Linked DNA regions of Homo sapiens: region 2 is linked to region 1. Evidence: chromatin contacts called from ENCODE Hi-C or POLR2A ChIA-PET data. All regions are on one chromosome and are shown on one strand. Each heading gives the region's core, a stretch centred on a gene start or an enhancer-like site at or near the end of the contact. The rest is flanking DNA. Distances are from core to core; before and after follow the strand shown. Region 1 overlaps LOC107984174 (a long non-coding RNA gene). Region 2 overlaps LOC107984171 (a long non-coding RNA gene).

The links. A loop is a pair of places that touch in the nucleus more often than their neighbours do. ChIA-PET counts read pairs that join two places held with the same protein, here RNA polymerase II (POLR2A). Pooled maps may share reads with other maps.
Region 2: a pooled map shows a loop between it and region 1 (2.3-fold over the local background). The contact joins two enhancer-like sites. A Hi-C loop is called at or near these places in 3 of 168 maps with a recorded cell type or tissue (Caco-2, MCF 10A and PC-9), 1 of 37 single-sample maps with no recorded cell type and 2 of 50 pooled maps. POLR2A ChIA-PET finds 5 or more read pairs at or near these places in 2 of 52 experiments (Caco-2 and H1).

The regions. Positions count from the first base shown.
Region 1 is chr10:29,063,249-29,066,256 of GRCh38, forward strand. All of the region lies in intron 2 of LOC107984174 (a long non-coding RNA gene), which reads left to right. Among named protein-coding and RNA genes, the nearest start is that of C10orf126, 220 kb to the left of the region's middle. Within about 2 kb of position 1,608, at least 2 of the 41 ENCODE cell types and tissues checked have a DNase peak (open chromatin) inside an H3K27ac peak, as active enhancers do; they include PC-9, where a contact is called at or near this core.
Region 2 is chr10:29,103,808-29,106,975 of GRCh38, forward strand. It overlaps LOC107984171 (a long non-coding RNA gene), which reads left to right. Exons shown (of 5, transcript XR_001747285.1): 4 at 131-276; 5 at 464-886. Among named protein-coding and RNA genes, the nearest start is that of LYZL1, 180 kb to the right of the region's middle. Within about 2 kb of position 1,329, at least 3 of the 41 ENCODE cell types and tissues checked have a DNase peak (open chromatin) inside an H3K27ac peak, as active enhancers do; they include PC-9, where a contact is called at or near this core.

The sequences.
Region 1 (3,008 bases), core at 358-2,857:
CAGTGTCTAAACTGAACGCTAACTGTAGCAGAAGGATGCTTGTAGCTGAAACCCAATTAAAATATCTTAAAGTATACAGACTTTTCTCTTTTTACATAACCAAAAGTCTGGATGTCTCAACACTGTCATCAAGGACTTGGGTGCTGTCACTCTTTCTACATCTTTAATGTGTTGTCCAGGTCTCTAGGTGTGGCATCTCATGATTGCCAGATAGCTTCTTAGTTCTAGGGTCATGAGCACCCCTCAAGAGTGCCTTGCTGGAGTATGTTCTCACATGCCTTTCAGATATCCCCTGGCCCCACACTTTGGAAATACAGTCAGGCGTGGTGACTCACGCCTCTAATCCCAGCACTTTGGGAGGCCAAGGCGGGCAGATCACCTGAGGTCAGGGGTTCGAGACCAGCCTGGCCAATGTGGTAAAACCCCATCTCTACTAAAAGTACAAAAATTAGCTGGGCATGTGGTGGCACCTGTAATCCCAGCTACTCAGGAGGCTGTGGCAGGAGAATTGCTAGAACCCAGGAGGCAGAGGTTGCAGTGAGTCGAGATTGCGCCATTGCACTCCAGCCTGGGCAACAGAGTGAGACTCTGCTTCCAAAAAACAAAAACAAAAACAAAAACAAAAAACCCCCGAAATACTAGAATGTTAAGGGGACCTAGAAAACTTTGATTATTGACATCACTCAACTTCATCCTTGAAGAATGAGAAAGAGCTCAGCCTCCCTGAAAGGAAGTGACTGTTTAGATAAGGATGAGCAAAACAGAGGTACTGTTAGCAAGAAAGAAATGGGGCAATGCATATTGGAGAGGGACCCTAGAGCATAGGTCTCAATGGCAAAGTCAGTAATAATTAAAATGAATCATCAAAAAAAAGGTGCAAGTGCCCTGCCTTGGATTTTCCGTAACTCAACACCTCTGGATTCAGATCTGATTTCAACTGGAATCCATGTCATGGTGTGGTCTCCCCCACATTGACTCATAACTATAAGCTGAGTTTTGGTGAAGTGAATCTAATTTTCCCTTTGATTTATTTTATGATAAGCTTTCCCCACATTTTCCTGTAGTCTGAATTTAAAACAGTTTGTAAGAGTGTGATTAAGCAATGGATCAAGTCCACAAAATATTGGGCGATATAACACTTCATCCTTCTGGAAGTGCTTTGTAACTGCAGACACTTTTCCTGACTCACTATCTGTCCTCCTTGGGTCGCCACTGTTGTTCAAACTCTGCAAATCTTTGAACTGTCTGACTCCATACTTATCATTTCTGCCCCTGCACTCTCATTCTCTTCTTTTGTCTGAGAGTGGAGAATGTCTGAGAGATTGCATCACAGTCACGTTAACCCTTGGTACTGCACAGCCTAACAGGATAAGAAAGGTTCAGTCTGGATAGGAACTAGAGCAATCAGACATCTATTCATATCTCAACGTCCTTTTGTCTGAAGGATTTTGGTTTTAGAAAATTAATTTGTGCTCTAATGTATCAACTTGGCAAGTTAGAAATCTGTAAACCAAGGTAAACAATATTTTTTGCTCTATAAAATCGTACACGTAGACACCACAGAGTGCAACTTGAAGAGTTAAAAAGTAAAACCCAGTGAGCAGCAAGCAAACTGCCTTTGCTCCCATTTGCCTTAGGGGAGAAAACTTTTCATGGTAGGGATTGCAAAACAACCAACTAAATAACTTTTACATGATTAATGGGGTGAAGGTTAGACTAAAATGTGATGTCTTCCCTCCAAAAATTAGGAAGATTTTAAAAACTCTTTCCTTTATTTAGTACAAGGAAGGCTGCAGTTTTCATTTTATTATTATTTATTTATTTACTTATTTATTTATTTTTGAGATGGAGTTTTGCTCTTGTTGCCCAGGCTGGAGTGCCAATGGCGCGATCTCTGCTCACTGCAACCTCTGCCTCCCGGGTTCAAGCGATTCTCCTGCCTCAGCCTCCTGAGTAGCTGGGATTACAGGCACGTGCCACCATGCCCAGCTAAAGTTTTTAGAAGGAAGAGTGTATTTGCTTTAGAAGAAAATGAATCTAGCCTGGCACAGTGGCTCACACCTGTAATCCCAGCAGTTTGGGAGGCCAAGGCAGGGCGATCGCTTGAGCCCAGGAGTTTGATACCAGCCTGGGCAACATGGTGAGACCCCATCTTTATAAAAAAACGCAGAAATTAGCCGGGCTTGGGGTCACACATGCCTGTAGTCCCAGCTACTTGGGAGGCTGAGGTGGGAGGATCACTTGAGCCCAGGGAGGTTGAGGCTGCAGTGAGCCATGACTGCACCACTGCACTCCAGCCTGGGATATAGAGTGAGACCTTGTCTCTAAATGAAATGAAATGAAATGAAATGAAATGAAATGAAATAAAATAAAATAAAATAAAATAAAATAAGGGAATCTCCAGAATTTCAGTATTTTAGCAGCAAATATCAGGAGTATTAGCCAAATCAATGAAAACTAGGATAAATAACATATGTTTAAATTTTAAGACAAAGTTTTGATTATGGGAATTAAGAAGTCTGTGCTACTAACATATCCTCTGTGATTATAGGAAGGCACATTAAGGTACAAACTCATATCAAAGGAGGAAATAGACAAGTATGGAACAGACATAAAGACAGTTACATAGATGAAGGAAATATTGGGATGTTGATGTAGGAAAAGAACATGGTCCAGGCCTTCTTGATGTATTTTGCAAAGGTTCATAACAAGCATGCTATGCCTTTCTATCATTTGTGGTTACTTAATAAATGGTACATAGTTCATTCTATACATGGTTCAGTTCTTCTAAACTAATTTTTTGTTCTTTATTTAAAAACAAAATTGTAAGTTTGAAAAAAAAAAAGTACAAGTCTTCCAGGGGTGCAGAAATGGGTTGAGGCAAATGATTTTTGTAGCTGAGAATCTGGACCCTCAAGTTGGCAAACAAGCTAGTTGACATCAGATTGGGTGTATACAGGGCCTGCTCTTGTTTGTTTCTGTTCCAAGGTTACACAGATGCACTTATA
Region 2 (3,168 bases), core at 79-2,578, 40 kb after region 1:
CTGAAAGGACAAAAAAGGGCTGAATGTTGTGGGAAACCCCTTTTATAAGGACATACAATAAATCCAGAGAGCTTGGAAGCTGACTGGTTTCTTTTTATGTGTGCCAAGATTATTGGTATTATCTTTACAGGAAAAGGTGGCTGTGGCCATTACCAAGTTATTAAAACCACAGAGATCTTGACTTGTATGGACTGAGATGAGGCTTCCATCAGCATCTCGCATAAATAACATAACACTGATGCAGCAGATGAACATGGAATCAGTGACATCCACAAGGTAAGACCTTTTCTTCTTTGCCTTGGGCTCATCTAGACCCCTGTGGCAGGAGATTCTGAAGCGTGGAACATTACTGATTCTGAAATGATACAATTTATGCCCTGACTAAGCAAGGTCCACCTTTGGTTATAAACATTGGATCCATCATAAAGTTATTAAGCCAAGATCATGTTTTTGGACCCTGAAGAAGACAATAGGCTTGGAGGAGAAACAGACCTTGACTTCAAGACACAACGCAGAGGGAAATATCGCTGATACAAAGCTTGAAGATGATCATCTATGTACCCATCGGGACATTTTTAAAGGGACAAGTGGAATGAGCGAAGACTTTGAAGACAGTCTTGTCTGCCAGGCACTCAGATCATCAGGAAGCAGAAAAGGAGATGCAAGATCAGGTTGAGAGGTATTTTGTGCAGGAATACACATTCAGTGTTATAATGTAATTGAAAAAGAGTCTATTTCAGAGGCATCAGCTTCACAGCCACCATGGTTTAACCTCACCTGTGGTGTGAGATGGACAGTGGGTATGGGTGGCCCCTCCTATGGGTGGGAAGCACAGTGATGTGTTGGGCACCTGAGCAGGGCTGCCAAGATTTTCTAAAGCATTCTGTGGACCATTCTGTGAGCCCCTACAAGGGGTTCTGAGCTCCTTGCCCTGGGATTTGATCCAATGGACCTATCTAACTGGTATCTCCAATGTCAGAGGTGAGTGAGAGCTTCTGTTTGTTTGAACTCTGCCTGACCTCAGTCTCAGTGCTTATTTTGAACCAGGAACTAAATGTAGAGGAAAAGTATGGAGGACAAAGTGCACAATTATTTTCTCTTGGACAGATCTTCGACGTCCTGCTTTTCCCTGGGGAGCACTTTCCCTGGATGCAGGTAGACACAACTTCTTTCTCCTAATATGCCCACCCTGCATTCTCCCTTCGCCCTGGTCTTTTCTCATGATTTTGGGAAAGTTCCAGACAGTCTCTCTGACTGGCAGCAGGAAAAACACAGTGCAATATAATATATTGTGTATATTTAGCATGACGTGTAAATATTTTATAGAAGCTAAAGTAAATAATATATATATTTGTAATGTCAGTGTAAATATTTGATAGGCTGCAGTAGGAATCCAGTATGTTTGGAGCTGGGCACAGCACCAGTGGGAGGAAGGGACAAGGTCAAATCAGAGGGCAACCTGTTCATGACGTATCTGAAAACATCTCTTTTTCTCCTTCTGCCTGGCTGCTGCTTTGAACGCTTGACTCTCAACATTCAAATATTCTCACGTGAATTATCCACAGCAATTCAAGACCAAGCCCTATAGCTTTAGAGGCTGCTGGAAAGAGAGCAGCATGTAAGATCCTAAATAACTGGCTGAATTATATTTATTCATTTGTTGACTTGTTTACTGTCTATCTCATCCATACAATAGAAATTCCTGGAAGGCCCATCTTGCCTATTATCATATCTCCAGTGCATAAAACAGTTCCTGACACATAGTAGACACTCTGTAAATAATTCTGGACTGAATAAATGGTGAGATTTGATGCCAAACTGAGGAGAAAAAAACTGCAACCCCAGCCCTCCCTGAAAGGGCCAACATTTTAAATCCATTAGTCATGCAAACCTTGAGGGTGAGTTTATTTAAATTAGTGATAAGAACTAGCTGAAGTTAGCTATGTGACAGGCTGATGTTGTTTCACTGGAAGGGGAAGAAGGTATTTGGGGCCCTAGGGCTCCACGGTGAGGTCCACGCCAGAAGAGTTGTCTAGGAGGCCATGGAGGTAGTGAGGGGCACAAGGCAGATGGGGATAAAGAAGCAGAAAATCTACAGCAGAAGATGAGAGGGAAGTGGAAGACACTAGAATATCTTTACCACCTCCCAAATTTTCCAGGACAACCTCTTTACATGCATGACTATGAGTAAGTGTTTCAACATTAAATGCAACCTACTGTTAGCTTTCCCGGGACTAGTTACCCAGAAGGTTTTACTTCATCTAAAATGCAACCAATAATAGCATTCATAGCAAATGCTTATGTTGTATTTACCCAGACACTATTCACATTGTTCTACACGCATGAATGCATTTCACCCTTAGAACCCCCAAGTAGAGGAAAAAGAAATTCAGGAGATTATGTGACTGAATTATCTAGGGATGATCATGAGCTACGTTCCTTTCACCTGTGAGTATCAAATACTACTGGTGTCAGTAGAGGCAACATGTCCCTCTTTCTAGATGCTCCTCTTCCTGTGTGTGTTGTGTTGGGTTGTGGGGGAAGTCTTAGTGAGAAGTTCCTGGACTTAAGAAAGGTAGAGTAGCTCCCAGGTAAACAGAACCTGCTTGGAAACAGGTCTAATCTCTTACAAAATCACAGAGCCCAAAGAATGTAAAGGCCCTGAGAGGAACTAAGTCTAATAGCTCCACCGAGTGATGCACGGAGAGTTCCCGGAACAGTCCTTCAGCTTGCTGGCTGCACAGGAAACTGTGTGATGTGTGCTGTACCCACATTTCTCATCTGTCCTCAGAACACAGTAAATATCAGCTGGCTTTGCTCATCGGAGAGGTGTGGGGTATGGAAGGGACAAGAGAAGAGAGAAAGGGAGACAATAGAACAATAACTGATCTCTCCTTTCTGGTATTACTGTTATAACAGCACAATGGCAATTGAGCAATCAATTCCAAACTTTTAAAAGTCTTTTTCTTTTCTCAACTTAAAATCAAAGCTTGCGCTGGGCGTGGTGGCTCACACCTATAATCCCAGCACTTTGGGAGGCCAAGGCTGGTGGATCACCAGGTCAAGAGATCAAGACCATCCTGGCCAATATGAAACCCCATCTCTACTAAAAATACAAAAATTAGCTGGGCGTGGTGGCACGTGCCTGTAATCCCAGCTACTCGGGAA